2 separate regions of the Homo sapiens genome follow, and region 1 is linked to region 2. Evidence: chromatin loops called from intact Hi-C (ENCODE). Cell type or tissue: uterus. All regions are shown on one strand. Links, peaks and the distances in the headings refer to the core of each region. The heading gives the core; the rest is flanking DNA.

Region 1 (16,496 bases), core at 13,476-15,975, 180 kb before region 2:
AGCCAGTTATAGCCCATGGTGTTCCACCATCCTTTGTCCCTTCATCTGACCTATACTTTTGTAAATAGTCTCTCAGCCTCTCCTCAGTTACCCAATTTGGGTGTCCTGCCCAGACCCAGACCGCTACCTGCTTACTGAGTACTTCATATGCACCAGCAGGCCCTTCTCCACATCTTATGCCCATTAACTCATTCAAGCATCAAAACAACCCTATGAAGCAGACACCAGTAACAGCCCAGTTTACAAGTGAGGAACCTGAGAAAGAGTGCTCAGTTACTTACTCAAGTTTACATGGTGGGAAGTAGCATGGCCAGGCAGTGTCTCTGCTGACGCTACTCCGTGTTAGGATATGTACAGGAATAGGAAAGTGCGTGTCTATTTTCACTTCCTGGAGCACAGGACCAGCCACACCAGCAGGTTTCTGGCACTCTGGAGTGTAGTTCAGAAATGGAAATCTCACCAGGCCCCACTGGGGTCTGAAGCCTCACTATCTCCTAGCCGCTGGTGTTGGCACATCGGTGTTACTCAGCCACATTCAGTCTGCTTCTCCTGCTGCCAGCACCCTGCTTCTCTCTGCTCTCCTCCAATCCTCACTACTTCTGCCTAGCATCTTCTCTGTGTATCCTTTGATTTCTACTCCTTACCAACTACTGCCAAAGAGGGGACCACTTGATTCGGACAGCCACTAGTCGACTTTAAAAGTCACTGGTCTCAGCAGGGTGCAGTGGCTCCCACCTGTCATCCCAACATTTTGGGAGGCTGAGGCAGGGATCACTTGAGGCCAGGAGTTCAAGACCAGCCTGGGCAATATAGCGAGACCCTGTCTCTACAAAACAAAAGTAACTGGGCATAGTGGTGTGTGCCTATAGTCCCAGCTACTCAGGAGGTGGAAGGATCACTGTGTCCAGGAGTCCAAGGCTGCGGTGAGCTATGATCATGCCACTGAACTTCCAGCCTGGGTGACAGAGCAAGAACCTGTCTCTAAAAAAAAAAAAAAATTAATTAATTAATTAATAAATATTTAAAAAGTCACTGTCTTTTCCCTGAGTCAGGAGATGCATGGTTACCCGACGAGATATAGGGGTCAATGGGAGGGAAGACACCAGCAGACCCACACAGGATTGTTTCATGGCAAAGTAAACAGAGACACACACGAGCAGGAGATTGCACAGCCTGCTCCCAGGCAAAGGTAGACACATTCTTCTAGTGGGTGGGGAAGTGGATACACCCTCCCAGCCCCTTCCGGCTGTGCTGGAAGCTCTGGCTGCTTGCTGGCTCGCCCCAGTGGCAAGAAGCTGATGCAAAACAACCCTTGCACATTACCATGAGACTAGGCGAGGCGAGACTCAGTTTCCCAGGAGCACCCCAGCAGACTGGGGCCTCAGGCCTACCCCAAGTCCATTCCTGCAGGTGTCCACTGGCCAGCAGTCATGGCGACAATGAGAGGGCCACCTAGTGCAGAAATACAGACCAGGCCATCAACGCAAAAGAAGCCAGTGAGGGCCCGTTCGCTGACCTCTCGGAGTGTAGCAGGCACCCAGGTCTTGACAGACTCCTCTATAGCACATTCCTAAGGCACCCTCCGCTCCAGTCTCCCTGAACTTCCCACAGTTCACAAACATACCGAGTTCTTTCACGACTCTGTGTCTCTGCCCAGACTAGTCTCTCAGCCCAGAAGGTCTTTTCCCACCTTGTTCCTGTAAACTACTTCCTGTTCATCCTTTAAAAGACGCTCCTGAGAAAACCTCCTCAGATACCCCAAGCCAGATCAGCTGTCCTGTCTCCTGTGTTCTTCCTTCCTGGTTCTCTGGAACAGCATTCACCTTGTGATACACTGACTTTTTTTTTTTTTAAGCTGTCTGTTCTCTCTCTCTCTTAAACCAAGAACTCCTCAAGAGCAAGGCCTGTGACTGATTCCGTTTTATATTTTAGGGCCCTTTCCCAGACCAGGAGCACACTAGATGTTCCCCAGGCAAGTATTAAAGAACTGAATAGATGAAGAGCAAGGAACATCATCAAAAAACAGCAAATAGGGTGGTGACTGTTGTTTCCCCAAAGCAAGCAGAGCCTGAGACAAAGCTTATATGAAGTTTATTTAGGAAATGCTGGGCATGGTGGCTCTCACCTGTAATCCCAGCACTTTCAGAGGCCAAGGTGGGCAGATCACCTGAGGTCAGGAGCTCGAGACCAGCCTGGCAAAGTTATACACATTCTTATGGTGTATACTACATGGTGAAACCCCCATCTCTACTAAAAATACAAAAATTAGCCAGGCGAGGTGACATGTGCCTGTAATCCCAGCTACTCAGGAGGCTGAGGCAGGAGAATCGCTTGAACCCAGGAGGCAGAGGTTGCAGGGAGCCGAGATCACACCACTGCACTCCAGCCTGGGCAACAGAGCGAGGCTCCCTCTAAAAAAAAAAAAAAAAAAAAAAAAAAAAGACATTTATTTAGGAAAGTGATTCCAGGCAACAGACTGAAGGACTGAAGAGGGGAGTAGGGGAGGAAAGAAAGCCAGCACAGGTGCATTATCCGCCGGTCACTGCCTTAGGTAACTGAGGCTCAATCCCGCTAGGGGCTTCTGAGGCACTGTGTAGAAGGACCTCAGAATTGTCCACTGAGAGAGAGAAGAGGGAGGTCTTCACCCTCCAGTTCCCATCCCCAGCTCATCAAAGGGTACCCCCTATCACGGTAAGTACCCTGCAAGTCCAGAAGGCAACCAGGAGGCAAATGTGTCCTGTGCCACGCTGCAGGATCCAGGAAACGTCAGGCAGCCAAAGCCAGAGCCATCAGCCACACCTGCACAAAACTGGTTGCTACAGCAGTGGCTGAAGTTGCAGCTGGGCCAACAGGATGTGCAGCATCCATTCAGGTCTGTGTAAGAGTAGGCGAAGTTAAAGCTAGAAAAGTCGCGTTAAGATTATATTGTAGAGGGCCTTAAACATCAGCCCAAAGCTTTATTTGCCACTAAGGATTTCCACACAATGCAGTAATATAAATAGCAGTACCAAGGGGGTGATTTGAGTTCCTTTCAGTCGCCTCCCTCAATAAACCCAATCTGCCATTCTCCAAAAAAAACAAAACAAAACAAAACAAAATATTATCTTAGTAAAAACAATGCAAGTCACCTCCTGCTCCTCTCATTAATCAGTTGCCATGCTTAAGCCACTCTATAGAAATACTAAGCACCCAGTCAGGTGCAACTGTCTCTCTTACCCTTCTATGAGGAAACTCCAATAAATAAATTGTTTTAATGTTTAGATCTCTGTGTCCATCTTTAAGATAAAAAAAAAAAAGGCGAAGCTTAGGAACCTTTAAGGAAGAAACCAGTCAAGGTGGCTCATGCCTGTAATCCTAGCACTTTGGGAAACCAAGGCAGGAGGATTGCTTGAGTCCAGAAATTTGAGACCAGCCTAGGCAGCATAGCATAGACCCTGGAAAGAAAAGAAAAGAGAAAGAAAAAAGAGAAGAGAAAAGAAAAGAAAAGGAAGCAGGGGGAGAGAGAGAGAGAAAGAGAAAGAAGATAGGAAGGAAGGAAGGAAGAAAGGAAGGAAGGAAAGAAGGAAGGAGAGAAGGAAAGAAAGAAAGAAAGAAAGAAAGAAAGAAAGAAAGAAAGAAAGAAAGAAAGAAAGAAAGAAAGAAAGAGAAAGAAAGAAAAAGAAAGAAAGACAAACCAGTCAAGAGGGCCCTCCTTGTTCAATCCATAAGGAGTCTTCAGATGATAGGGAAGTTCCATTCTAATTTCCAAAAAGACTTAGAGGAATTATTCTCTGATTTGCCACTATTCAGAACAGTCTGGGAAGCATTTCCCTATCTCCTCCTGACTCTGGTGGCACACCTATATGAAAATCTGCCATGGTTGCTGTCTTTGTCCTTTTGTGGTAAATTAGATTTTCTTGAACAGTCAAAGATCAAAGGCAAGATGAGAGATTAAGATTTATTTTCTTATATGAGTCATAGCCTGGATCACCAAACAGAGTTCACCAAATGTTTTGAGCAGCGATGACATGACTGAGACAAGATTATGGAGTTCTGGTGTGACGTTTAATTAAAACTCTTCATCTGATCAAGGGCACTGTCACTGTTGGTGACAATGTAAATTACCCATCACCCAGAAATTCTGCCTCTGGGAATTTATCCTAAGACACTAATAAAGAATGTGGGCTTACACTTAGCTACACGAATATTCACCAGACTGCTCTTTAAAAAAAGCAAAAATTGAGAAACAGCTTAAATTCCCAAAAGAAAGGGATTAGTTTTAAAAAAAAAAAAAAGATAGATGTAGGGCTGGGCATGGTGGCTCACACCTGTAATCCCAGAACTTTGGGATTCCAAGGCAGGTGGATCACTTGAGCTCAGGAGTTCAAGACCAGCCTGGGCAACATGGCAAAACCCTGTCTGTACCAAAAATACAAAAAATTAGCTGGGCATGGTAGTGCACGCTTGTGGTACCAGCTACTCAGGAGGCTGAGGTGGGAGGATGAGGCCAAGGTTGCAGCGAGTCAGATCACGCCACTGCACTCCAACCTGGGTGACAGAGTATAGACACCATCTCAAAAAAAATTTTTAAAAGATAGGTGTTCCATGCTGCCATAAATGTAAACACTATATATATGTACACACACACATATATTTATATATTATACTCTGACATAAGGTTAAAAGAATCTGTAGTATTCCCCAGGTTAATATTGGATGGATGGGATTATGAATATTTTAGATGTTCTTTTTGCATGATTTTCACATTATGAGCATGAACTTTTATAATCCAGAAAAATAATGAAAAATATTCACTGGTTAGGGGTGCAGTTTAGAGTCCCATTGCTCAGGCATAAAGTGAGCATAAATTTCCCTCTTTTTCTGTCTGCAGCTCATGAAGCAGTTTAGTCCAACAGACATTATCCAGCTTCTCTAGGGCATGCCCAGCACTGCAAACTGCTGGGGATGCAAAGGTGAAGATGGGGTACGTTTCCTGCCCCTGAGGGACTCAGGCCGAGTGAGCCCATATACACCTCAACAGAAATGCACTGGACATCTCAGGGAAGCCTAGAATTTGAAGCACTCCTGGGCCTCCCAGAGACTAGATATTACATTAAAGTGCGTTGTAAGGCAGCACTATACTAATGTAGGCTTCCAAATGCCTCCCATCGGAGGAACCGGCTCACGGGAGAAGCTAAGTGCTCTCAGGAGAGCTGGGGTGTGGAGTGAACAGCACGTGAGGAAATGGTTATGTGACATCTTTATGGCAGGCACATACAGGCAGGATTTTTTAAAATGCCGCAGCTATCCTTCCAGTAGGAATACTCATCCGATAGAGTAATAATACTTCCCTCCTATAGGAGAATACTACAAGACACTATATTAAAGGAAGACATTTCACTTTCCTTTGATACTAGACATCTTCTATCTTCTTGTCTGAATTTCAAGTGTGCTGATGCCGATTTTCTTCATTGCAATTGCATGCTTCCCTCTAGTGTTCGTCTATATTATTACACCCTGTTGTAATAGGTTGAAGATGGAGGGGAGGGAGGTCTGGGGGAAAGTAAATGTATAGGGCATGGGATAGAACTGTCGAAAGCATGCAAACAATAGCCACTTAAATGGTGAAACATAATCAATGGTCCAATTTTTTCTGTAACAATAAAAAATGTTCTTGTTTTGGGTCGGAATAACGACAGCTAATATTTATTTATCATGTGCCAGGCACAATGCTAAGAGCATTGCAGGTATTAAATCATTTAATCCAATAGAAGAAATAAGACGTAGTGTTTCATAGATCACTAGGGTGATTATAGTTTAGAATAACCTATTGTATATTTCAAAATAGCTAAGAGAATAATACAAATGTTTCCAGCAAAAAGGAAGGACAAGTATTTAAGGTGGTGGCTGTCCCAATTACACTGATTTGTTCTTAACAAGTTATATAAATATATTAAATTATCATATGTACCCCCAAAACACATATATCTATTATGTATCAATAAAAAATAAAATTCAAAAAAATTTCATCCAACAATCCAAAGAGGGAAGAACTATTAGCTGCTCTGCGCATGTGCAGTGCTTCAATGTCACATCAAAACAAAGCAAAATCAGGGAAGAGAGTGGTTAACGGGCTACAGAGCAACATGCCTAAGTTTTGTTGTGACTTCTGCAATACATACCTCACCCACGACTCTCCATCTGTGAGAACCTACCATTGCAGTGGAAGGAAACACAAAGAGAATGTGAAAGACTACTACCAGAAATGGATAGAAGAGCAGGCTCGGAGCCTGGCTGACAGAACAAAGACTGCATCTCAACAAGGAAGAACACCTCCTACTCTGTTCTCTGTTCCTCCTCCTGCAGGAGCGATGATCCAACCTCCCCCCAGTCTCTTCCTGTTCCTCACCAGGTATGATGCCAGCACCCCAGCTGGGGGGCCCTCCCATGATGCCAATGATGGCCCCCCCCTCCTCCTGGATGATGCCAATGGGATGTGCTCCTGGAATGAGGCTGCCCATTGGAGGTGATATCATTTGGCTCTGTGTCCCCACTCAGATCTCACCTTGAGTTGTAATAATCTTCACATGACATGGGAGGGACACGGTGGGAGGTAATTGAATCATGGGGGTGGGTTTTTCTCATGCTGTTCTCGCGATAGTGAATAAGTCTCATGAGATCTGATGGTTTTATAAAGGGGACTTCCCCTGCACACGCTCTCTTGCCTGCTGCCATGTAAGATGTCCCTTTGCTCTTCCTTTGTCTTCCGCCATGATTGTGAGTACTCCTTAGCCATGTGGAACTGTGAGTCCATTAAACCTCTTTCCTTTATAAATTATCCAGTCTCAAGTTGTCTTTATTTGCAGCATGAGAACAAACTAACACAGGAGGCCACATGCCAATGATGCCTGGGCCCCCAGTGATGAGTCCTCCCACCCTCCCACAATGGTGCCCACTTGGACCCAAATGACTCGACCAGACAGATAAGAGTAGAGGGGAGGCCTCTTTAGATCAGTTTTATATTACTTGTTCTGCTTCACAAGGAGATCATGGTGCTGTGACTCTGGGTATTTTCTTAATAGCATGACAAAGAAGACTTGCTCCTCCTTCCTATCAAAGAGAGAATAGTATTAGACGGGAGAAGTGGGACCAGAAAAAGTGCAGTTTTCATTTGTATTGTGAAATGTGAAAATAAAATTATCGACTCTATCAGTTAAAAAAAAGAAAAGCAAAATCAAGGGGCATATGATGGACAGAGAAAGGAATATCAGAATGAAGATACACGCAGATGGCAGGGTCAGTGCTCTATACTGCTGTTACATTAACTGTTGTTAATAATATCTGGGTGGGGAGCTTTCAATTTACCCTCAAAAGTAAACCATTTCCTTTCCTTTTTAAAAAACAACTTTTTTAGGATATAGTTCACATACCATACAATTCACCCACTTGAAGTGTACCATTCAGTGGTGTTTAGTATGTTCACAGAGATGTGTAAGAACACCACAATCAATTCTAGATCATGTTCATCACCCCTAAAAGAAATCACACACCCATCAGCAGTCACCGCCCATTTCCCCAAACTCCACCGATTCTAGAAAATCATGACTCTACTTTCTTTACAGATTTGCCTGTTTTGCCTATTGTATATTTCATACAAATAGGATCACACAATACATACATGGTCCTTTGTGACTGGCTGCTTTTCTTTAACATAATGTTTTCAAGGTTCATCCACGTTGTAGCATATATAAGTAATTCATTTATTTTTATCACCAAGTAATATTCCATTGTAAGGACACACTACATTTTAATTATCCATTTATCAGTGTCTGAACTTTAGTAATTTCCTCAGAAGACATAATTTTTTTTATTTTTTTTATTTTTTTTTGAGATGGAGTTTCACTCTTGTTGCCCAGGCTGGAGTTCAATGGCGAGATCTCGGCTCACCACAACCTCTGCCTTTCGGGTTCAAGCGATTCTTCTGCCTCCACTTCCCGAGTAGCTGGGACTACAGGAATGCACCACCATGCCCGGCTAATTTTGTATTTTTAGTAGAGACGGGGTTTCTCCATGTTAGTCAGACTGGTCTCGAACTCCCAACATCAGCTGATCCACCCACCTCAGCCTCCCAAAGTGCTGGGATTACAGGCATGAGCCACCAAGCCTGGCCTGACATAATCACTTTCAAATTGATCTGTCCTTGTTTTTAATTCCATTCTATAGCTAATACAGGTATTCGGTTACTTAAAAAATTCAGTCTCTTAAAATTAAAAAAGGGGGCCGGGAGCGGTGGCACACGCCTGTAATCCCAGCACTTTGGAAGGCCGAGGCAGGTGGATCATGAGGTCAGGAGATTGAGACCATCCTGGCTAACATGGTGAAACCCCGTCTGTACTAAATATACAAAAAAATTAGCCGGGCGTGGTGGCGGGCGCCTGTAGTCCCAGCTACTCGAGAGGCTGAAGCAGGAGAATGGCATGAAGCCAGGAGGCAGAGCTTGCAGTGAGCCGAGATCGCGCCACTGCACTCCAGCCTGGGTGACAGAGCGAGACTCCGTCTCGAAAAAAAAATAATAATAATTAAAAAAGGGAATCAATTAAACAAATTATGCTCTATCTTGTCCTGAAGAACCAAGACCTACCTATATTCATAAAATTCTCATTAAAGTATGAATTAAAAGCTATAAAAATAATATGCTGCACACATCTTTCTGAAGTAAGCACACAGTGAAATCTGCTAATCAGTGATTCTTCAAGTGAGGAGCTTTAACTGGCTTTGCAGGATATTCTATTGGGATTAACAAGGGAGAAAGAAAGCAGGTATTAAGAAATCAAGAAGCGAAGTGATTATGTTCATCCATGTTAAGGAGTTTACCTAGACTTCAATGATCCCCTCAATAATACAGTGGTGAAGGATTCTAGAATCCCACAGCTGAAAATGTAGAATTCGATTATATTATTGTTATACACATTCCTTTTCATCAACTCGTAGAAGCAAATCCAATACAAGCTAATTGAGCACAAGATACGGTGTTCTTAAAGTTTGATCCCTGAAGCAGTTGTATCAGCATCATTTGGAAAATTGTTAGAAATAAAAATTTTCAGGCCGGGCGCGGTGGCTCATGCCTGTAATCCCAGCACTTTGGGAGGCTGAGGTGGGCGGATCACGAGGTCAGGAGATCGAGACCATCCTGGCTAACATGGTGAAACCCCATCTGTACTAAAAATACAAAAAAAAAAAATTAGCCAGGTGTGGTGGCGTGTGCCTGTAGTCCCAGCTACTTGGGAGGCTGAGGCAGGAGAATGGCATGAACCAGGGAGGCGGAGCTTGCAGTGAGCCGAGATCGCACCACTGCGTTCCAGCCTGGGCAACAGAGCAAGACTCCGTCTAAAAAAAAAAAAAAAAGAAAAAGAAATAAAAATTCTCAGATCTGTCCCAGACCTACTGAATCAAAAATCCAGGGGAGCCCAGGTGCAGTGACTCACACCTGTAATCCAGCACATTGAAGGCCACGACAGGAGAATCAGTTGAGGCCAACAGTTTGAGGCTAACCTGGGCAACAACATAGGAAGACCCCATCTCTCAAAAAAAAAAAAAAAAATTAGCCAGGCATGGTGGTATGCACCTGTAGTCCTAGCTACTCAGGAGACTGAGGTAGGAGAATCACTTGAGCCCAGGAGTTCAAGGTTATAGTGAGCTATGAAAGTGCCACTGCACTCCAGCATGGGCAACGGAGCAAGACCCAGTCTCAAAAAAAAAAGTCCAGGGGGATAACACTCAGCAATCTATCTATCTATGTGTGTGTGTGTGTGTGTGTGTGTGTGTGTGTGTGTGTGTGTGTGTTTGTGTGTGTGTGTGTGTGTATCTATCTATCTATATACTATATACTATCTATCTATATCTATAGATAGATAGAAAACCATACCTATCTATGGTTTTCTGTTCTTGTGTTAGTTTTCTGAGAATGATGGTTTGCAGCTTCATCCATGTCCCTGCAAAGGAGATGAACTCATCCTTTTTATGGCTGCATAGTATTCCATGGTGTATATGTGCCGCATTTTCTTTATCCAGTCTATCATTGATGGGCATTTGGGTTGGTTCCAAGTCTTTGCTATTGTGAACAGTGCTGCAATAAACATACGTGGGCATGTGTCTTTATAGCAGAATGATTTCTAATCCTTTGGATATATACCCAGTAATGGGATTGCTAGGTCAAACGGTATTTCTGATTCTAGATCCTTGAGGAATCGCCACACTGTCTTCCACAATGGTTGAACTAATTTACACTCCCACCAACAGTGTAAAAGTGTTCCTATTTCTCCACGTCCTCTCCAGCATCTGTTGTTTCCTGACTTTTTAATGATCACCATTCTAACAATGGGGTTTTCTAAATATACAATCATGTCATCTGCAAACAGAGACAATTTGACTTCCTTTCTTCCTATTTTAATACCCTTTATTTCTTTCTCTTGCCTGATTGCCCTGGCCAGAACTTCCAATACTATGTTGAATAGGAGTGGTGAGAGAGGGCATCCTTGTCTTGTGCCAGTTTTCAAAGGGAATGCTTCCAGGTTTTGCCCATTCAGTATGATATTGGCTGTGGGTTTGTCATAAATAGCTCTTATTATTTTGAGATATGTTCCATCAGTACCTAGTTTATTGAGAATTTTTAGCATGAAGGGCTGTTGAATTTTGTCGAAGGCCTTTTCTGCATCTATTGAGATAATCATGTGGTTTTTGTCACTGGTTCTGTTTATGTGATGGATTACATTTATTGATTTGCATATGTTGAACCAGCCTTGCATCCCAGGGATGAAGCCAACTTGGTCATGGTGAATAAGCTTTTTGATGTGCTGCTGGATTCTGTTTACCAATAATTTTTTTGAGGATTTTCACATTAATGTTCATCAGGGATATTGGCCTAGACTTCAATGATCCCCTCAATAATACAATAGTGAAGGATTCTAGAATCCTGCAGCTGAAAATGTGGAGTTCAATTATATTATTGTTATACACATTCCTTTTCATCAACTGATAGAAGCAAATCCAATACAAGCTAATTGAGCACAAGATTCAGTGTTCTTAAAGTTTGATCCCTGAAGCCTGTTAAAGTTTTCTTTTTTTGTTGTGTCTGCCAGGTTTTGGTATCAGGATGATGCTGGCCTCATAAAATGAGTTAGGGAGGATTCTCCCTTTTTCTATTGTTTGAAATAGTTTCAGAAGGAATGGTACCAGCTCCTCTTTGTACCTCTGGTAGAATTTGGCTGTGAATCCATCTAGTCCTGGACTTTTTTTGGTTGGTAGGCTATTAATTACCACCTCAATTTCAGAACTTGTTATTGGTCTATTCAGGGATTCGACTTCTTCCTGTTTTAGACTTGGGAGGGTGTATGTGTCCAAGAATGTATCCATTTCTTCTAGATTTTCTAGTTTATTTGCATAGAGGTGTTTATAGTATTCTCTGATGGTAGTTTGTATTTCTGTGGGACCAGTGGTGATATCCTCTTTATCATTTTTTATTGCGTCTATTTGATTCTTCTCTCTTTTCTTCTTTATTAGTCTGGCTAACTGTCTATCTATTTTGTTGATCTTTTTAAAAAACCAGCTCCTGGATTCATTGATTTTTTGAAGGGTTTTTCATGTCTCTATCTCCTTCAGTTCTTCTCTGATCTTAGTTATTTCTTGTCTTCTGCTAGCTTTTGAATTTTTTTGCTCTTGCTTCTCTAGTTCTTTTAATTGTGATGTTACAGTGTCAATTTTAGATCTTTCCTGCTTTCTCTTGTGGGCATTTAGTGCTACAAATTTCCCTCTAAACACTGCGTTAAATGTGTCCCAGAGATTCTAGTACATTGTGTCTTTGTTCTCATTGGCTTCAAAGAACTTATTTATTTCTGCCTTAATTTCATCATTTACCCAGTAGTCATTCAGGAGCAGGTTGTTCAGTTTCCATGTAGTTGTGCAGTTTTTAGTGAGTTTCTTAATCCTGAGTTCTAATTTGATTGCACTGTGGTCTGAGAGACTGTTTGTTATGATTTCCATTCTTTTGCATTTGCTGAGGAGTGTTTTACTTCCAATTATGTGGTCAATTTTAGAATAAGTGTGATGTGGTACTGAGAAGAACGTATATTACGTTGAGTTGGAGTGGAGACTTCTGCAGATGTCTCTTAGGTCCACTTGGTCCAGAGCTGAGTTCAAGTCTTGAATATTCCTTGTTAATTTTCTGTGTCGTTGATCTAATATTGACAGTGGGGTGTTGAAGTCTCCTGCTATTATTGTGTGGGAGTCTAAGTCTCTTTTTAGGTCTCTAATAACTTGCTTTATGAATCTGGGTGCTCCTGTATTGGGTGCATATATATTTGGGATAGTTAGCTCTTCTTGTTGCATTGATCCCTTTACCGTTATGTAATGCCCTTCTTTGTCTCTTTTGATCTTTGTGGGTTTAAAATTTGTTTCATCAGAGACTAGGATTGCAACCCCTGCTTTTTTTTTTGCTTTCCATTTGCTTGGCAAATATTCCTCCATCCCTTTATTTTGAGCCTATGTGTGTCTTTGCACATGAGATGGGTCTCCTCAATGCAGCACACTGATGGGTCTTGACTCTTTATCCAATTTGCCAGTCTGTGTCTTTTAATTGGGGCACTTTGCCTGTTTACATTTAAGGTTAATATTGTTATGTGTGAATTTGATCCTGTCATTATGATGCTAGCTGGTTATTTTGACGTTAGTTGATGCAGTTTCTTCATAGTGTTGATGTTCTTTACTTGGTATGTTTTTGCAGTGGCTGGTACTGGTTGTTCCTTTCCATGTTTAGTGCTTCCTTCAGGAGCTCTTGTAAGGCAGGCATGGTGGTGACAAAATCTCTCAGCATTTGCTTGTCTGTAAAGGATTTTATTTCTCCTTCACTTATGAAGCTTAGTTTGGCTGGATGTGAAATGCTGGGTTGAAAATTCTTTTCTCTAAGGATTCTTTTATTTAAGCATGTTGAATATTGGCCCCCCCTCTTCTGGCTTGTAGGATTTCTGCAGAGAGATCTGCTGTTAGTCTGATGGGCTTCCCTTTGTGGGTAACCTGACCTTTCTCTCTGGCTACCCTTAACATTTTTTCCTTCATTTCAACCTTGGTGAATCTGATGATTATGTGTCTTGGGGTTGCTCTTCTCGAGGAGTATCTTTGTGGTGTTCTCTGTATTTCCTGAATTTGATTGTTGGTCATCTTGCTAGGTTGGGGAAGTTCTCCTGGATAATATCCTGAAGAGTGTTTTCCAACTTGGTTCCATTCTCCCCCGTCACTTTCAGGTATACCAATCAATGTAGATTTGGTCTTTTCACATAGTCCTATATTTCTTGGATTTCATAGTCCCATATTCCTTTTCATTCTTTTTTCTCTAATCTTGTTTTCTCACTTGATTTCATTAAGCTGATCTTCAGTCTCTGATATCCTTTCTTCCGTTTGATCAATCTGGCTATTAATACTTACGTATGTTTCACGAAGTTCTCGTGCTGTGTTTTTCAGCTCCATCAGGTCATTTATGTTCTTCTCTAAACCGGTTATTCTAGTTAGCAATTCCTCTAACCTTTTTTTAAGGCTCTTAGCTTCCTTGCATTGGGTTGGAATATGCTCCTTTAGCTCGGAAGAGTTTGTTATTACCCACCTTCTGAAGCCTACTTCTGTCAATTAATCAAACTCATTCTCCATCCAGTTTTGTTCCCATGCTGGCAAGGAGTTGTGATCCTTTGGAGGAGAAGAGGCGTTCTGGGTTTTGGAATTTTCAGCCTTTTTGCACTGGTTTCTCCCCATCTTCATGGATTTATCTACCTTTGGTCTTTGATGTTGGTGACATTTGGATGAGGTCCCTGAGTGGACATCCTTTTTGTTGATGTTGATGCTATTCCTTTCTGTTTGTTAGTTTTCCTTATAACAGTCAGGCCCCTCTGCTGCAGGTCTGCTGGAGTTTGCTGGAGATCCACTCCAGACCCTGTTTCCCTGGATATCATCAGCGGAGGCTGCAGAACAGCAAAGATTGCTGACTGTTCCTTCCTCTGGAAGCTTCGTCCCAGAGGGGCACCCGCCAGATGCCAGCCAGAGCTCTCCTGTATGAGGTGTCTGTCAGCCCCTGCTGGGAGGTGTCTACCAGTCAGGAGACACAGGGGTCAGGGAACCACTTGAGGAGGCAGTCTGACCCTTAGCAGAGCTTGAACACTGTGCTGGGAGATCAGCTGCTCTCTTCGGAGCCGTCAGGCAGGGACGTTGAAGTCTGCTAAAGCTGTGCCCACAGCTGCCCCTTACCCAAGGTGCTCTGTCCCAGGGAGGTGGGGGTTTTATCTATAAGTACCTGACTGGGGCTGCTGCCTTTTTTTCAGAGATGCCCTGCCCAGAGAAGAGGAATCTAGAGAGGCAGCCTGGCTACAGCGGCTTTGCTGAGCTGCGGTGGGCTCCACCCAGTCCAAATTTCCTGGTGGCTTTGTTTACACTGTGAGGGGAAAACCGCCTACTCAAGCCTCAGTAATGGTGGACGCTCCTCCCCTCACCAAGCTCCAGCATCCCAGGTTGACTTCAGACTGTTGTGCTGGCAGCAAGAATTTCAAGCCAGTGGATCTTAGCTTGCTGGGCTCTGTGGGGGTGGGATCCGCTGAGCTAGTCCACTTGGCTCCACGGCTTCAGCCCCCTGTCCAGGGGAGTGAACGGTTCTCTCTTGCTGGCGTTCCAGGCGCCACTGGGGTATGAAAAAAAAAAAAAACTCTTGCAGCTAGCTCAGTGTCTGCCCAAATGACTGCCTAGTTTTATGCTTGAAACCCAGGGCTCTGGTGGCCTAGTCACTGGAGGGAATCTCCTGCTGTGCGGGTTGCGAAGATCATGGGAAAAGCATAGAATCTGGGCCAGAGTGCACCGTTCCTCACAGCACAGTCCCTCACAGCTTCCCTTGGCTAGGGGAGGGAGTTCCCTGACCCCTTATACTTCTCGGGTGAGGCAATGCCCCACCCTGCTTCAGCTCACCCTCCGTGGGCTGCACCCACTGTTTAACCAGTCTCAATGAGATGAACTGGGTACCTCAGTTGGAAATGCAGAAATCACCCACCTTCTGTGTTGATCTCCCTTGGAGCTGCAGACTGGAGCTGTTCCTATTCAGCCATCTTGCCAGCAATCATTTTTATTTTTTTATTTTTTTATTTTTTTGTGTGTGATGGAGTCTTGCTCTGTCAGGTAGGCTGCAATGCAGTGGCGCAATCTCAGCTCAGTGCAACCTCCGCCTCCCAAGTTCAAGTAATTCTTCTGCCTCAGCCTCCCAAGTAGCTGGGACTACAAGTGCATGCTGCCATGCCCAGCTAATTGTTTTTTAATTTTAGTAGATACAGGGTTTCACTGTATTGCCCAGGCTGGTTGCAAACTCTGAACTCAGGCAATCCACTTGCCTCGGCCTCCCAAAGTGCTAGGATTACAGGCGTGAGCCACTGCGCCTGGCCAGCAATCTGTATTTTAATAAACCTTCCACATAATTCTGATGCATGCTCTAGTTTGACAGCCACCACTTGAATTCATCCTCCCTTAACACACAGAAGTATCAGGTGTCCCTCCTCATGTATGAAGCCATATTGATGTCTCTCCTGGGCTGGGCTTGTCCCATTAGCCCATTGTGGGAATTAGATATAATTCTCTACCTCTCTTAACCAGGGTCCATGATGGAGACTGCAAATTGTTCCCCAGGGTCTATTCTACTCTTCTTCCTACCATTACAGTCACTGGCCACCCCTACACGCTGTCACAACTTTTAGCAAGTCATACAGTTTCCCAGCAAGAAGTGACATGTCCAATCCTCTCTGGCCTCTAGCTATGGCTATGCAAATAATTGGTTTGGACCAAGAATGTGTGAATGGAAGAGATGCATTCAACTTCCAGATTATATTCTTAAAAACACACAAGCAAGCCAGCAAAAATCTGGCTGCCCTCCTCTTCCTCTTTCCTTCCCAACTGGAATATTGATATGGTATTTAGTGTGAGGGTGAGAACCTCATCTTAGGGGATGGTGGTGCAACAAGATAGATGAAACCTAAGTCCCTGGATGCTTGTAGATCAGAGCTGCCCCAATAACATAAACTATCTTCTTCTGGACTACTATGGGAGAGAAATCAATGCACTGCAATCTTGTTGGAACTAATGTATTTTTCTTTGTTACAACAATCTAGCCTATACCTTCTTTAGAAGACATCTTCTTTATAAGATGAAGGTTCCTTCCTAGAACTTCAACCCTATATCCTTTCCTAAGGTTGAGATTTCATGCACTCATTCCCATAAACCTACCTGTCTTAGTCCATTTGTGCTTCAAAAACAAAATACCACAGACTGGGTAATTTATAAACAACGGAAACGTTACACAGTTCTGAGGACTGGGAAGTCCAAGACCAAGGTGCCAGCAGGTTTAGTGCCTGATGAGGGCCCAGTCTCTCTGCTACCAAGATGGTGCCTTGTTGCTGTGTCCAGAGGTGACAAACACTGTGTCCTCACATGGCAGATGTGTAAAA
Region 2 (16,496 bases), core at 7,660-10,159:
TACCTTCCTCATTTTCAAATAAACTTAGATTTACAGAAAGGTTGCAAAGATAGCATAGAAAGTTCCTGTATATCCTTTACTCCAATTCCCCTAATATTAACATCTTATTATATCCATGGTATATTTTTCAAAACCAAGAAATTAACAGTACAGCAATAATAGTTTAACTAACTTAGGACTGTATTTGGATTTCACCAATATTCCACTAATGACCCTTTTCTGTTTCTGGATTCCCTCAAAGTTACCACACTTCAATGTAGCCTTCAGTCTTTTTGTTTGTTTGTTTGTTTGTTTTTGTTTTTTGGGGTTTTTTTTAGAGTGTCTCTTTCTGTCACCCAGGCTGGAGTACGGTGGTGCGATCATTGCTCACTGCAGCCTAAAACTCCTGGCCTCAAGTGATCCTCCTGCCTCGGTGTCCCAAAGTGCTGGGATTACAGGCATGAGCCACTGCACCTGGCCCTCTTTTTTGTTTGTTTGTTTTTTAGTAATGAGCAAATTGTGCCTCATATCAGATATCAGATAAAAATTCAGTATGCTAGATTTTTAAATATTTTAATTATAAAAAGTTCAAATATACATGAAATAACATGAGATGTCTACATGTCATTATCAATATGCCACAGTTGTTAAAATTTTGCCATATTTGCTTCAAATCTCTTTTTAAAAATATAAACAAAATGTTACAGGTAGGATGAAAATACCCCTTATTTGCCCCCTAAAGTCAATGTAGGCTATTTACATATTTTTCTGATACTTTTAGAATACATGTATACATTTATAAATAAAACATACCCTTGTACACTTTTAAGATTTAAAGAGGTGGTATCAAACTGTACATTGTCGTATGAAACTTTACACTCAACATCATTTTGAGGTTTCTTCAGTGGATCTGTTTCATTCATTTGAATTGCTTTATAGAGTATACTTTTTATAGATAAGCCACATTTGTTTATCTAACTTCCTTATGAGGGATACTGAAGTTGTTTCCACTTGTTCCCACTTGTTTGCAATGTGGGTTGTAATGAATATGGGTGTTTATATTAATATATTTTCTCCTTGTTTAACTGTATACAGAATTTCTCTAGTCTGGAATTTGGAATGTCTGGGCATGAGGTACATACATCTTCAAATGTATGAGGTATGGTGAAATAGGTTTTCATTTATGTCTTTAATTTTATGTTTGTATCCCTTTAAAAAAAAGCTTTTTTAAAGAGACAGAGTCTTGCTTTGTCACCCAGGCATGTTTAGTGGAGTAGCTCACTGAAGCCTCAAACTGCTGGGCTCAAGTGGTCCTCCTGCGTAAGCCTCCTGAATAGCTAGGACTACAGGTACTCGTCACCATGGCTGGCTAATTGTTTGTACTTCGTTGTAGAGACAGGGTGTCACTATGTTGACCAGGCTGGTCTCAAACTCCTGGGCTCAAGTGATCTTCCCACCTCGGCCTCCCAAAGTGCTGGGATTACAAACAGCCCCTTTGCCCAGCCTTCCTTCCTGTCTTTCAACAATGTTTTGTAGTTTTCAGAATATAAGTTTTGTTCTTGTTAAATTTATTTCTAAGTACATTATTCTTTTTGATTCCATTGTAAGTGGAATTTTTTCCTTAATTTTATTTTCTTTTTGCTCACTGCTACTGTATAGACATTCAGTTGTTTTTGTATATTGATCTTGTACCCTGCAACCTTGTAGAGCTCATTTACTAGTGCTAATAGTTGTTTAGTGAATTAGGATTTTCCACACACAAGATTGATCTGCAAATAGAGATAGTTTTACTTCTTTCCTTTCCAGTCTGAATGCCTTTTCTTTCATTTACTTGTCTAATTACCCTGGTCAGAATTAGCCTCCAGTACAATATTGAATAGACGTGGCAACAGTGGGCTGGGTGCGGTAGCTCACGCCGGTAATCCCAGCACTTTGGGAAGTCAAGGTAGGTGGATCACCTGAGGTCCGGAGCTCAAGACCAGCCTGGCCAACATGGTGAAACCCCGTCTCTACAAAACATACAAAAATTAGCCGGGCATGGTGGTGCACACCTGTAATCCCAGCTACTTGGGAGGCTGAGAGGAGAATTGATTGTACCTGGGAGGCAGAGGTTGCAGTGACCGGAGATCTTGCCACTGCACTCCAGCCTGGGCAAAAAAAAAAAAAAAAAAAAAAAAGCAGCAACAGTAGACATCTTTGTTTTCTTCTGGATCTTAACAAGAACAAGAAAACATTCAGTTGTTTACCATGAAGTATGATGTTAGTTGTGAGTTTTTTGAAGATGCCCTTTTTCAGGTAGAGATTTTGGTTTGCTAGTATCTCTGTAGAATTTTTACATTTATGTTCGTAAGAGATCTTGGTGTAGTTTTCATTTCTTGTTGTGTAGGTTTTGTTATCAGGGTAATACTGGCTTCGTAGAATAAGTCGGGAGTTGTTCTCTTCGGTTTCCTGGAAAAGCTTGTGAAGAATTGGCATGAATTCTTTGTATGTTTTGTAGAATTCACCAATAAAGCCATCTGGGCCTAGGCTTTTCTTTGTGGATAGTTGTTTTGTTACAAATTCAATTTCTTTTTTTCCCCACCTTTAGACAGGGTCTTCCTCTGTAACCTAGGCTGGAGTGCAGTGGCACGATCATGACTCACTGCAGCCTTGACCTCCTGGGCTCAAGCAATCCTCCTATCTCAGCCTCCCAAGTACCTGGGACTACAAGTGTATGTCACCACGCCCAGCTAATTATTTACTTTTTGTTTTGTAGAGATGGGGCCTCGCTATATTGCCCACACTGGTCTCAAACTCTTGGGCTCAAGTGATCCTCCCACCTCAGACTCCCAAAGTGCTGGAGTTACAGGTGTGAGCCACTGTGCCCACCCACAAATTCAATTTCTTTACTTGTTAGAGGTCTGTTCAGATTTTTTGTTTCTTCTTGATTCAGTGTTAGTAGTTTGTGTCTTTTTAGAAATTTGTTCATTTTGTCTGTTATCTGCTTGGCATACAGTTGTTCACAATATTCCTTTATAATCATTATTATTTTGTAACATTAATGGTAACATTTCCTCTTTCATTTGAGCCTTCTCTCTTTTTCTCGGTTAATCTAGCTAAAGGTTTGTCAACTTTGTTGCTCTTTTAAAAGAACCAACTTTCAGGTTTATTAATTCTCTCTATTGTTTTTCTGTACTCAATTTCTTCAATTTCTGCTCTATAGCCCTTGGTATTCTTGACTTGCCTGTGCTGGCATGGAACCTTTGCTATATGAATGGGCTGGAGTGATGGGGATTGGACCCAGTATTCTCAGTAGATTCTGTATCCCACGAGTGGGGGCTGGGTAGAAGAAGGGGGCTCCCACCTTTCGGCTACACCACCCAGAACTTAGCCTTTGCAACAGGTAGCTGGGAAAGGAGGAGAAATGGAGACATGCTGCCCTGATGGGAAGATACTGCAGCCCTCTAGATGGGAGGTGAGGGCAGAGGGAGCCCTGTGTTCTTGGCTGTGTCTACCTGGAGTAGGGTTCCCATCACTCTGAATATGGAAGGGGAAGGAAATTGGTCATGACTCAAATGCCATAGACTCTTACCATTCCTAACTAGTTTTAGTAGGTTTTCTTTTCTTTTCTTTTCTTTTCTTTTTGAGATGGAGTCTCACTCAGTCACCCAGGCTGGAGTGCAAGTGGCATCATCTTGGTTCACTGCAACCTCCTCCTCCTGGGTTCAAGTGATTCTCCTGCCTCAGCCTCCCGAGTAGCTGGGACTATAGGAATGCACCACCTCGCCCAGCTAATTTTTGTATTTTTTAGTAGAGATGGGGTTCCCCCATGTTGGCCAAGCTGGTCTTGAACTCCTGACTTCTCAGGTGATCTGCCTGCCTCGGCCTTCCAAAGTGCTGGGATTACAGGCATGAGTCACAATGCCCGGCCAGTTTTAGTAGGTTTTCTCGAATAAATGTTTCTTCATTTGCTGTATGGCCTTAAGACCATTTCTAGAGAATTTAAATTTTGTTTTTTAATGATTTTCACCAGTTTCATTGTGGAGTGGGTCCATGGAGGTCCTCAGGTTGCCATGCCAGAAAGAGAATCTTAGTGGTTGCTTTTATATTTTTAATTCAGTTTAGTAACTATATATTATATTTTCTTGGTTTTAATATCAAATCTATTAAACTAGGTATATTCAGAGAAATCTAGTTCTTATTTCTTGTTTTCTTTCTTTGAGACAGGGTCTTACTCTGTTGCCCTGGGTGGAGTGCAGTGGCATGATCACAGCTCACTACAGGCAGCTTCTACCTCTTGGGCTCATGTGATCCTCCCACCTCAGCCTCTTGGGTAGCTGGGATTATAGATGTGTGCCACCATGCCGGGCTAATTTTTTGTAATTTTTTTGTGTGTGCTGAGATGGGGTTTCACCATGTTGCCAGGTTGGTCTCCAACTCCTGGGCTCAAGCGAACTGTCCACCTCAGCCTCCCAAATTGCTGGGATTACAGGTGTGAACCACTGTGCCTGCCTTCAGTTCCTATTCTTGTTCTTTCTACTTTCTTGTCTCTTCCTATTGATAAGGTTACAATATTTTGTGAGATTAATATGGCATAACATTCACCCTTTTAAAGTGTACATTTCAGTGGTTTTTAGTATATTTTACAAAGCTATGCAACATCATTACTACCAAATTTCAGAATACTTCATTTCCCCAGAAATAAACTTTGTATCTATCACTCCCTTCCCCATACCTATTGATGTTCATTGCTCCTCCCCCTTCCCCTAACCTCTAGCAACCACAGAATCTACTTTCTCTCTAGATTTGCCTACTCTGGACTTTTCATATAAATGGAATAATACAGTATGTGACCTTTTGTGATTGACTTCTTTTACTTAACATAATGTTTTCAAGGCTCATTCATTTTAGAGCATGAATCAGTACTTCATTCTTTTTGATATGTTTCCCCATTCATCAGTTGATGGACATGTGGATTGTTTCCATTTGGGGGCTATTATGAATAATGTTGCCATGAACATTCATGTACAAGTTTTTGTGTTGGACATATGTGATTTCTTTTTTCTCTTGGGTATGTACCTAGGGGAACAATTCTTGGGTTTTAGATAACCTTTTTAAAAAAGGCTTTCTTTTACGCTTTTATTAAGAGATGGATAATAGAGATATGGATATATAAATATTCACTTTCTTAGATAAATGGTAGGATTGCACAGATACCCTTTTCTTTATCTTGCTTTCTCCACTTAAAATATATCCTGGAAACCAAAAGCAAAAAATATATATCCTAGGCATCAGCCCATGTAAGTGTATAGAGATATTCCTCACTTCTTTTTATAGCTCCATGATCAGGATGTGCCATGATTTATTCAACCAGTCACTATTCATAGACATTAGTTTTACAGTCTCTTGCCATTACAAATAGAACTGAAATAAATTACCTTATGTATTATATCTTTTCATATTTGTGCAAGTGTGTTTTTAGGATAAATTCTTGGAAGTAAGATTTCTGAGCCAAAGGATAAATGCAGTTCAGTATTATCAAATTCCCTTCCATTGAGGTTATTCTGTTCTATATTCCCTTCAGCAATGTATCAGAGTGACGGTATCCCTATGTGGTTACTTTTTATAATGTACTATATATGATTAAAAATAATAGGCCGGGAGTGGTGGCTCATGCCTGTCATCCCAGCACTTTGGGAGGCCGAGATGGGTGGATCACGAGATCAGGAGATCGAGACCATACTGGCCAAAATGATGAAACCCCGTCTCTACCAAAAATACAAAAATTAGGTGGGCGTGGTGGTGCGTGCCTGTAATCCCAGCTACTCGGGAGGCTGAGGCAGGAGAATCGCTTGAATCCAGGAGGCAGAGGTTGTAGTGAGCTGAGATCGCACCACTGCACTCCAGCCTGGCGACAGAGCAAGACTCCATCTCAAAATAATAATAATAATAATAATAATAATAATAATTTAAAAAGTGTATTCTCTAGTTTTTGGTGCCAGTTCTGTGTTTGTTTCTTTGTTCAAGTTGTTAATTATGTTGTTTACATCTAGATTCTTATCAGTTTTTTACTTTTTGATAGAGGTTTATGGACTTGTAAATTTCTTCCAATATTTCTGTATATTTTTCTTTAAATATTTTGAGGCTCTGTTAAGTATATTCAAATTTAGAGATATCTGTCTGATAGATTGTTTCTTTTTCATTATGTAACATCCATCCGAATCTCTAATAGTGCTTTTTCACTTACAGTCTATTATATTTGATATTACGGTTACATATAATCTTTAGTATATATATATATATATAGATATATGCACACACACAGATATGTATATACTCAAATACATAGTTGGCCCTCCATATCTGTGTGCATCTGTGAATTCAACCCTCCAAAGATTGAAAATATTCAGAACAAAATTCCATAAAGTTTCAAAAGGCAAAACTTGAACTTGCCATGCCTAGTACTGTGTTGAATTTACATGAATGAAATGATATGTAGGCATTGTGTTAGATGTTGTAAGTTATCTAAAGATGATTTAAAGTATATGGGAGAATGCCATATACTTTATTATATATTCAATATATATATATTGAATATATATCAGGTTATATTCAAATATTGTGCCATTTTATATAAGGGACTTGAGCATCCACAGATTTTTGTATTTGCCAGGGTCCTGGAACCAATCTATGGATACCTAGGGCAACTGTATACATTCAAACATACTGAACAATACATATTCAAATATATATTTATATATTCAAATAATATGTGTAATAAATATATGTATTCACCTTTCTTTTGGATGCAGTTTGCATCCAAAAGTATTTTTTTCTGCTCGTTTATGTTCAATCTCTCTATGTCCTTGCGTTTTAAGTATCTAGTATAAACATGTGGATTATAATTATGTTTTTATGTAGTTTGAAAATACTGTTTAATTCATCTGCATATATTAAAATTAGTAATGTTTTGGATTTATTTTTACTCTCATATTTATTGCCTTTCTGATTACTGTACGTTTTAGTTTTTATTATTTTGCTTACTTTTAACTTCTTTCTGTTGGATTGATTGGGATTTGGGATTTCCAGCATGGCATATTCTTTTTTCTTTCTTTCTTTTTTTCTTTTGAGACAGAGTCTTGCTCTGTCGCCCAGGCTGGAGTGCAGTGGCACAATCTCGGCTCACAGAAACCTCTGCCTCCTGGGTTCAAGCAATTCTTGTGCCTCAGCCTCTCAAGTAGCTGGGATTACAGGCATGCGCCACCATGCCAGGCTAATTTTTGTATTTTTGTAGAGACAGGGTTTCGCCATGTTGGCCAGGCTGGTCTCGAACTCATGACCTCAAGTGATCCACCCACCTCAGCCTCCTGAAGTGCTGGGATTACAGGTGTGAGCCACCATGCCCGGCAACATTTTATTTACTGTAGTGTTTACCTGTGGCTCTTCTATTTCAGAAACTGGTGGTGATTAAGTTGTATTTCTTTCCTCTCTCCCACTTTAGGGATAATTTGAGAAAGGCTTAATTTGTAGAAATTAATATGAAATTGTTTTTTCATTTAGAAATCATAATTTATACTTACATAAAGTACAGAAAACTGTAGCTTACCATGTAGCTTTTGGGGGGAAAACGACATTTTTATCATAATCTTTTGTACTGTAAAAATAATATATGTAATGCTTACTATCAAAAGATAGACTCTTTTGAATAACCCCATTATTGGGAAATACACGCCAAAATATTTAGGGGTAAAGACCCATGAGGTATATAACTTACCCGCAAATAGTTCAGGAAAATAATTATATCCAGAGAGAAAGAGAGAGAAAATAATGAAGTGAATGGTATAAAATGTTGAATAGGTAAATCTGGTAAAGGGTAAATATGGCTGTTTTTGGTAGTTTAAAAAATTTTTTTGCAACATTTTATAACTTTGAAATTATTTCCAAATAAAAAGTTTTAAACTCCATATTTAGCAAAGGATTACAAAAACCTCTTCTTTGTGAAATTTTTCAATCACATTATATTTTAAAAAGTGAATAAATGTTAGTATTTTTATAATGATTGGGTGCCCCCCAGTGTTCAATTTCCACAACTACTAATCTTACAAATTCAAACCCAACTTCCTACAGCTGTATTTAGAAATGCCTTTTTGTTGATTTTTTTTTTGTGGTGACAACGTAAGATTGTTGTTTTTTCTTGAGACACAGTCTTGCTCTGTAACATAAGGTTACGAGAAGAATGTGTATAATGTCAACATTTGTAAAAAAGAAAAATAGCCACAAGCTACTAAAATATGAAACCAGACCCATGCATTATGATATGAAATGCAGATTTCTGCCTCCCCTAGGACCTTAATCAGTACACAAACTAGTTAAAACTGGGGGTTTATACATAGTCCATGATAATTATAGGGCATAGAATTATTCAAAACATCCATTTACTGGAGGTGGAAGTGGTCACAGCAGGAAAACTAGCAACGCATTTTCTCCTTTTTTCTCTAAACAACAGATGTTATTGTCTTTCATCCAAATAAATTCCTTACGACAAAAGAACAAGTAGGTTTAACATTTGTCTTAAGGTAAATCAGTATCATAAGTTGTGAAAGAAACATACAATTTTAAAACAAACATCAAAAATCAGTCTGCTTTAACAAACTTCACTCATTCTGATGATCTAGTCTTCTTCCTGGATTGTGGCTATCATCCAAATTGTGCAGCAATTCTCTGAAAAACTGGAATGTAAAATGTTGAGTTCAGTTTAAATATCCCCGGTGTCTTCATCATTTCCAGTGTCATTGACTGGATTTAGGCATGCTCTCCTGGAACAGACGTAACCTGCTTTTGACAGTGGTTTGACCTGGAAGCTCAACTTGGACCTTTAGATGTCCAGCTTTATTTGTAATGTAATGTAAAATTATGTAACTTTGTTGTCTAGTAGTCTTGCAAGCCCAGCCATATAATGTCCGAAGTCTTTATCCAAACTTTTTCTTTCAATTTCTTTTGACCAACAAAACATGTTGTTTCGGTCGGGTGCGGTGGCTCATGCCTGTAATCCCAGCACTCTGGGAGGCAGAGGCAGGCAGACCACCTGAGGTCAGGAGCTCGAGACCAGCCTGGCCGAGACAGGAGACTCGCTTGAACCTGGGAGGTGGAGGTTGCAGTGAGCTGAGATTGTGCCATTGCACTCCAGCCTGGGTGACAAGAGTGAAACTCCATCTCAAACAAACAAACAAACAAACAAACAAAACAATGTTGTTTCTAACTGTCCATTTGCCAACATGTAGATTATCTGAGCTTACTGGTCCATTCTCCTTCTCAGATTCATTCTCATTTCAGATTCATTCTTGTTCTTACCACCATACCTATTTTTACCTTTGTTCTTGGGCAGAGCTGGGTGGAGGGCTGGGTCTCTATCTCCCTCTGTGGTGTGTGGGCACAGCAGTTACAGGAGGCCTGATACTGCGTATGGGAGAACGCTGGCGCATTTGGGAGAGCGTCCATTTGAGATTTCCTTATGATATTCTCCCCTCTGTGTTTTTCATAGTTACACGCTCTATCTCTATTCTCTCAAAAACACCTTTTAAACATAATCAGGTATATTTGATGAAGTCTAAAATGAATCTTTATTTCTACTTTCTTCTTGAACAAAGACTGTAAAATACTTTGATTTCAATTATCTCTTCCATATTTTACATTAATGTCATCTAGTATTTTTGCCCAAATTAGCTATTATTATTGTTTTTTATAAGCATGTGCTTTTTTTGTTTTTAAGTTGCTTATCATTCCTTCTTGCATCTCATTCTTTCTGGATTCCATTTTCTTTTTCCTGAAGTACATTCCTTAGTGTTCTTTCAGCAACTATCAATGACAAGTTCTTTCATCTCTTCGCATGAAAATGTTTTAATTTGCCTTCTCTCTTGAATGAGTTGGGTATTCACTTCTAGGTTGACAATAATTTTCCCTCAGCCATGAGATGTTATTCTATTTATTTATCTATAGACAGGGTCTCACTCTGCCGCCCAGGCTGGAGTGCGGTGGCGTGATTGTGGCTCACTGCAGCCTCAACCTCCCTGGACTCAGTGATCCTCCCACCTCAGCCTTCCTAATAGCTGGGACTACAGGTGCATGCCACCACATTCGGCTAATTTTTGTATTTTTTGTAGAGATGGGATTTCATCCTGTTGCCCAGGCTGGTCTCAAGTCACCATGGTCGCTGATCAGATTATTTCCTGGCGTCTCTATTATTGCTGTTACAAAGTCAGTTATCAGTTTTATTGTCCTTTTTTTTTTTTTTTTTTTTTTTTTTTTGAGACAGAGTCTTGCTCTGTTTCCAAGGCTGGAGTGTAGTGGCACAATCACAGCTCACTGCAGCCTCAACCCCCCTGGACTCAGTGATCCTCCCACCTTAGCCTCCTGAGTAGCTGGGACTACAAGTGTGTGCCACCACACCCTGCTCATTTTTGTGTTTTTAGAAGAGATGGGGTTTCACCATGTTGGCCAGGCTGGTCTTGAACTTGTGACCTCAAGTGATCTGCCCATCTCAGCCTCCCAAAGTGCTGGGATTACAGGTGTGAGCCACTGTGCCTAGCCAGTTTATTGTCCTTCTTTGTAATATATATTTTTTCTCAGCATCTTTAAAATGTATTAAAAGACTTTATCTTTGACTTTGGTGTTTTGAAGTTTCACTAAGTTACGTGGGACAGTAGGTCTATTTTACTTTTCTAACTTTGTGAACATAGTGATCTTTGAATCTGGGGTTTATGTCTTTCACCAAGGCTAGAAACTTTTCTGCCCTTTATCTCTTCAAATTTCTTCGTTTTTATTTCTTTGTTTTATTTTATTTTTCAGAGACAAAGTCTTTCTCTGTTGCTCTGGCTGGAGTGTATTGGCACCATCAGGGCTAACTGTAGCCTTGACCTCCCAGGCTCAGGCCATCCTCCCACCTTAGCCTCTCAAATAGCTAGGACTACAGGCTTGTGCCACCACTCCCGGTTAATTTTTAAATTTTTTTTTTGTCGAATTGGGAGTCTCATTATGTTGTCCAGGCTGGTCTTGAAGTCCTGGCCTCAAGTGATCCACAGATGCAAGCCACTGTGTGCCTAGCTCATCTCTTCAAATTTCTCTCTCTTTCCTTCCAGAATTCTCTTCTTTCCCTCCAGAATTCCTATTAAAATATGTTTAAACTTCTCGTGTTGTCTTTATGTTTCCTAATCTCTTCATTGCAATCCCTTCTTTTTATCTCTCAGCAATATTTTGGGTCATTTTCTCATCTGCCTCCTAGCTTGATAATGATCTCTTTAGTTTGGTCTAATGGGTTGTTTTGCTCGTCTTTTGTGGCTTTGAAGTTCCGATAATTCCTTTTCACTTCTAAAATTTCTTTCTTTTTTTTTTTTTTTTGAGACAGGATCTTGCTTTGTTGCCCAGGCTGGAGTGCAGTGGCACAGTCTCGGCTTACTGCAACCTCCTCCTCTCAGGTTCAAGCAATTCTCCTCCATCAGCTTCCCGAATAGCTGGGATTACAGGTGCCCGCCACCACGCCTGGCTAATTTTTGTATTTTTAGTAGAGACGGAGTTTTTCCATGTTGGCCAGGCTGGTCTCAAACTCCTGACCTCAAGTGATCCACCCACCTTGGCCTCCCAAAGTGCTGGTATTACAGGTGTGAACCATCATGCCCGGCTAACTTCTAAAATTTCTATTTGATTCCTTTTAAGATTTTTTCTGCAATCTTCCTTGTTTTTTAAATAAGGTCTTATTTTCTTTGGGTTTTCTTTTTCTTTTTTAATTATTTTTTTTAATTTGGCTTTCTTCATACCAGAGGTTGTGATTTTTTTAAAAACATGTTTTTAATAATTTTAAACATAATTATTTTATTTTCTTCCAGTTTTTTTTTATTGTCTCAAGTTTTGGTACTTGTGTTTACTGACTCTCACTTATGGTGGAATAATTCATTGCTTTAACAATTTTCTACAGTAGCCCATCTTTAGTGGGGGCTGTGTTTTCCTTGAAAATTGTCAGTGGCTTGAGTTGTAGAAATATTCTTTCATAAACGGGCATTGGCTTTGCAAAGAGCCATGGGACCCAAGGATATTGCTAATCTCACATTATTTTATGTTAATTTTTCAGCCGAGGTTTGGGGGTTAAAGTTCTTGGATTCTAAAATTTTTACACCGGACTGGGTGCGGTGGCTCACGCCTGTAATCCCAACACTTTGGAAGGCTTAGGTGGGTGGATCACCTGAGGTCAGGAGTTTGAGACCAGCTGGGCCAAAATGGAGAAACCCCGTCTCTACTAAAAATACAAAAATTAGCCGGGTGTGGTGGCCGGCACCTGTAATCCCAGCTACTCGGGGGGCTGAGTCAGGAGAATCACTTGAACCCGGGAGGAAGAGGTTGCAGTGAGCTGAGATTGTGCCACTGCACTCCAGCCTGGGCAACAGAGCAAGACTCTGTCTCAAATAATAATAATAATAACAATAATTTTACACCAGATCTGAGTTGAGGTAATTAGGCCCAAAGTTTTAAAATTCAAATAAATAAATACGTTTTATTTTCTGGACTCCAAAGTCCAGAAAAGAGGAAGATAAGCTTCCTAAGCATCTTTCTGACTTGGTAGTAGATACATTTCATGCTGGTCCACTTTTTAACTCAAAGATCTCAATTTATTCACCTTCACCTCCCTAACCTTTGTGGATTCAAGAGTTTATCTCTAGTCCCTTTGTAGCTTCTAGGACAGCCACAGGATTATCTGCTGTGCTCAGTTTTCCATTCCTTCTTCACTCTGGCACTTGGAGATTCTCCTTTATAACTTGTGAGTTTAGCTACTCAAGAGAATTATTGTTGTATTTTATTTAGCAATTCTTTGAACGTAGGGGTAGATTTTCCCAGTCCTCTTATTGAAATTGGAAGGCTTGACCTTGTTAAAGGATGATTTTCACTTTTTTTTTTTTTTGAGACAGGCAGGAATGCAGTGGCACACTCTGTCACAGTGGCACTGCTCTGTCACTCAGGCAGGAATGCAGTGGCACAATCACGGCTCACTGCAGCCCTGACCTCCAAGCAATTCTCCCCCTTCAGCCTCTTGAGTAGCTGGGACTACAGGCATGTGCCATCACATCTGGCTAATTTTTTATTTTTATTTCTATTTTTATTTTTTGTAGAGATGAAATTACCCCCAAAGGATGAAATTACCCCCAAAGGGAAAGTGGACCACCTACTTTGAGTCCCTGCCCCCTTATCCTTCCTCGCTGGCTCCCAACTTGGCTTCCTATGCAGGACTTATTTGTTCTGGCTGTTAGATCTGTTCTCAGACAACAAATTCTACCTCAATCCTTCACTTTTCACCTGAGTCTTTCAGAACATCATTGGTGATGTTCAGTCACAGGGAGACTGAGAGTTTGTACGAGGGGAAAAATTTTTTTTTTAAAAAGTGAAATTAACACAGAGAATTCACTATGTTGTCCAGGCTGGTCTCAAACTCCTGGGCTCAAGTGATCCTCCCGCCTTGGCCTCCCAAAGTGCTGGAATTATAGGCACGAGTCACTGTGCCTGGCTAAGGATGATTTTCACAGAGGGGTAAAATTATGACTCTATACAGATATAAAATGAACATGTGTTAAAGATTTTATTTAAGTCATTATAAATGAAGAAATAGTAAGATGTTAAACAATGAGTTCAAAGGAGAAGTCAAAGAAGCACAAATTTATGTGGAGCAAAGCAATACTGAAATGAATTTACAAATGGATGGAGAAACTGACTTTTTCAACAGGGGGCAGAAAATTGGATCTCTAACAAAATGTCTTTGTAAACAACACTAACTTTGCATTGTTATCACTTATTGACAATTTACAGAGTTGTAAAATAATTCAAAAGCAATGGAAAGGTACAATCAGATAACCTGAAAGGTGGGTTCTAAATAGTGCTTAGTTTTCCATTTGAGATACCCAATAATCTTTTTTGCTATTTCCAAATGTTCTAACCTTGGATTTTATAGGAATTTTTCCGAGAAGACTTTGTTATATTTTTTACCTTCATAGTGAAAGAAAACAGTATTTTTTCCTCTATCTTTTGCTCAGTTGATAGAGCCAAACTTTGGAGTAGGAGTCAGGGATAAAGCAAAGGAACTATAGTCAGGTACTGTATAGTAATGTTTTGGTCAACATTTGACCACATATATGACGGTGCTCCTATAAAATTATAATGAAATTGAAAAATTCCTATTTCCTAGTGACATCATAGCTGTCATAAGCCATCGTAATGTCATAATGCAATGCTTTAACTTTTCTATGTTTATATATATTTAGATAAACAAATACTTACCATTGTGTTACAATTGCCTGCCACATTCAGTACAGCAACATGCTGTATGGGTTTATAGCCTAGAAGCAATAGGCTATACCATGTAGCCTAAGTGTGTAGTAAGCTATGTTATCTAGGTTTAGTACAGCATAAGATGTTTACATAATGGTGAAATTGTGACGTATTTCTCAGATGTTCCTGTTAAGTGACACCTGACTGCACTTTAACATCATTCTTCCCATTTTCTCCAGAAACTTCTGAGAAACTCTAAGGGGCCATTAAATGAACACTTGATTCTAGCCACTGTCAGGGAGTTACCTATTAGGTGCTTTATCTATTTATGGAAGAATTGGTGATGGGCAGTAGGGGGCTATTGTTGATTTCTGGAATATGCACAGAGTATAAATATTTTAAGGTTCTGGGAACAGAAAATCCATTCTTCATTGACCTATGCCAAACAGCTCCCTGTGAAATGCATTTTGGAAACCACTGCAGAAACTTGAAAGATGAAGTTACATTCAGGATTTTCATCTAGATTTCAAGGTTGGGCCTTATCACTTTTGTTTCTAGGAAGGAAGATTCAGCAGATTTTGCTCCTATATTATCAGAGTTCTGAAAACACTTTGAGGACACCTCTGTATGCCCAGTCCAGGGAACTCTAAAGGCATTAGAGGGATAACATGTTTTGAGATGGGATAAAAGGCAAGAGAGATGACCTCTTCCTCTAGCAGTGGGCGAGCAGCTGGCTCTGCTTTTCACTGATTTTATGGCTTTGTCTGTGAAGGAACAGCAGTGTTCCACAGAGAGGCGCTTGACTGAGACAGTTGCTGTTACTGAGCAGAAGAGAGCCAGGGGGTGCAGTAAGATGTGGAAAGCATTGTTTCCTCTAAATGTGGGAAGAAATGAAAAACTTACAGGGGAGAAAAGACTGTAGTATACTTAAAAAAGAATACTTAAGTAGAATCTGAGGAGTGGATAATAGGTTGAAGGATATGTGCATATTATAATCAGTGTCATGTAGTTCCTGTAAATTAATTTCATAAAGCTTATATGGAAACAAGGTGACTTGGTAACATGGAAATCAATAATAAGTGAGAAGGGCAGGACATAAAATATGTGTACTGATATATACATACTAAAATGGGAAAAGAATATGAAAATATTAGCTTGGTGGATTTTTTTGTGATAGGGTTATGTGGGTGTTTTTTAAAAATGTAAAATATATTTGTTTGTTTGCTTGTTTTGAGACAAGGTCTCTGTTGCCCAGGCTGTAATGCAGTGGTGTGATCAGCTCACTGTAGCCTCTACCTCCCCAGCTCAAGCAATTTTCCCACTTCAGCCTTCGGAGTAGCTGGGACTACAGGTACCAGCCACCACACCTAAGTAATTGTTTAACTTTTTGTAGAGATGGAGTCTTGCTAAATTTCCTAGGCTAAATTGTTTCTATTTTGATTACTGTGTCCATAAAAATAATTTGATAATTTTAAAAAGCGAAACTAAAGAGGAAAAACATGTGTTTGCTTATTGCTGTAATTATTAGTTGCAAGCTTTCACATTTTACCTTTATGTATAACCCTGAAGTGTATTAAATAATATATGGTGTCAAATTACTTAGGTAATGGTAGGAAGCACCTACTATCCTGTGGCAAGATAATTTTTAGACTTGTTATTTGTGTTCTCTCCAAATTTCGGTTCCGTAGGGCTTTCAGGAATGTTGCAAGATTCAAAGAAGAAGCAACCACAATTCAAACGTTCTCCCGACCTCTTGTAAAAGCCGGAGAAGCGAGGAAACCCGGCATTGTTGAGGGTGGGAGAGCGGAGCTGCCAGCTGCTGGTCCCCTGGAGCTGGGGGTGGCGCGGCCGGGGTTTGGGGCGACCCTTTGGAGGAGATCGCCGGTCCCCCAGCGAGGTGTGGAGGATGAGAGCGCCTTAGGACCACCGCGAGCGACCACCCTGAAGAAGTCAGTGGAGGTCGTGACAGACTGCAAGCGAGACCCATTCCATTTCCATCTGTGCTGCAACAGCGGAGAAGGAGAGACGACACACGACCTAGATCACTCCGGGAGGGAGGGTCTGAATTAAGGTGATAGTCCGAGTTTGTGACCTGAGATTCATACTACAAACCCCGCGGAGAACAAGGAAGAGGACCGAGAGCTTTTGTCCCGTGCTTGTGAGCTGAAGCCAGGTGTTTGAAGTGTTTGATCTTCTAGAAAGCCCTTGCCCACCTAAAGTAATTGGGTACAGCT

The links. A loop is a pair of places that touch in the nucleus more often than their neighbours do. Peaks named below come from ENCODE experiments on the same cell type or tissue, not always from the same donor. Only the 100,000 strongest peaks of a DNase experiment are listed, where the experiment ranks them.
Region 1: it touches region 2 in a loop (8-fold over the local background); 18 of 110 quality-filtered maps call a loop at or near these places.

The regions. Positions count from the first base shown.
Region 1 is chr3:150,710,462-150,726,957 of GRCh38, reverse strand. ERICH6-AS1 (ERICH6 antisense RNA 1) reads right to left here. Exons shown (of 3, transcript NR_121675.1): 3 at 6,812-7,089. It also overlaps the pseudogene SNRPCP3. Among named protein-coding and RNA genes, the nearest start is that of ERICH6, 15 kb to the right of the region's middle. RefSeq lists enhancers at 803-1,302, 1,303-1,804. In uterus, for the core only: no CTCF peak of the experiment used is centred there; no DNase peak of the experiment used is centred there.
Region 2 is chr3:150,520,215-150,536,710 of GRCh38, reverse strand. No RefSeq gene overlaps it. Among named protein-coding and RNA genes, the nearest start is that of SERP1, 18 kb to the left of the region's middle. RefSeq lists a silencer at 2,023-2,142 and enhancers at 15,613-16,113, 16,114-16,496. In uterus, for the core only: no CTCF peak of the experiment used is centred there; no DNase peak of the experiment used is centred there.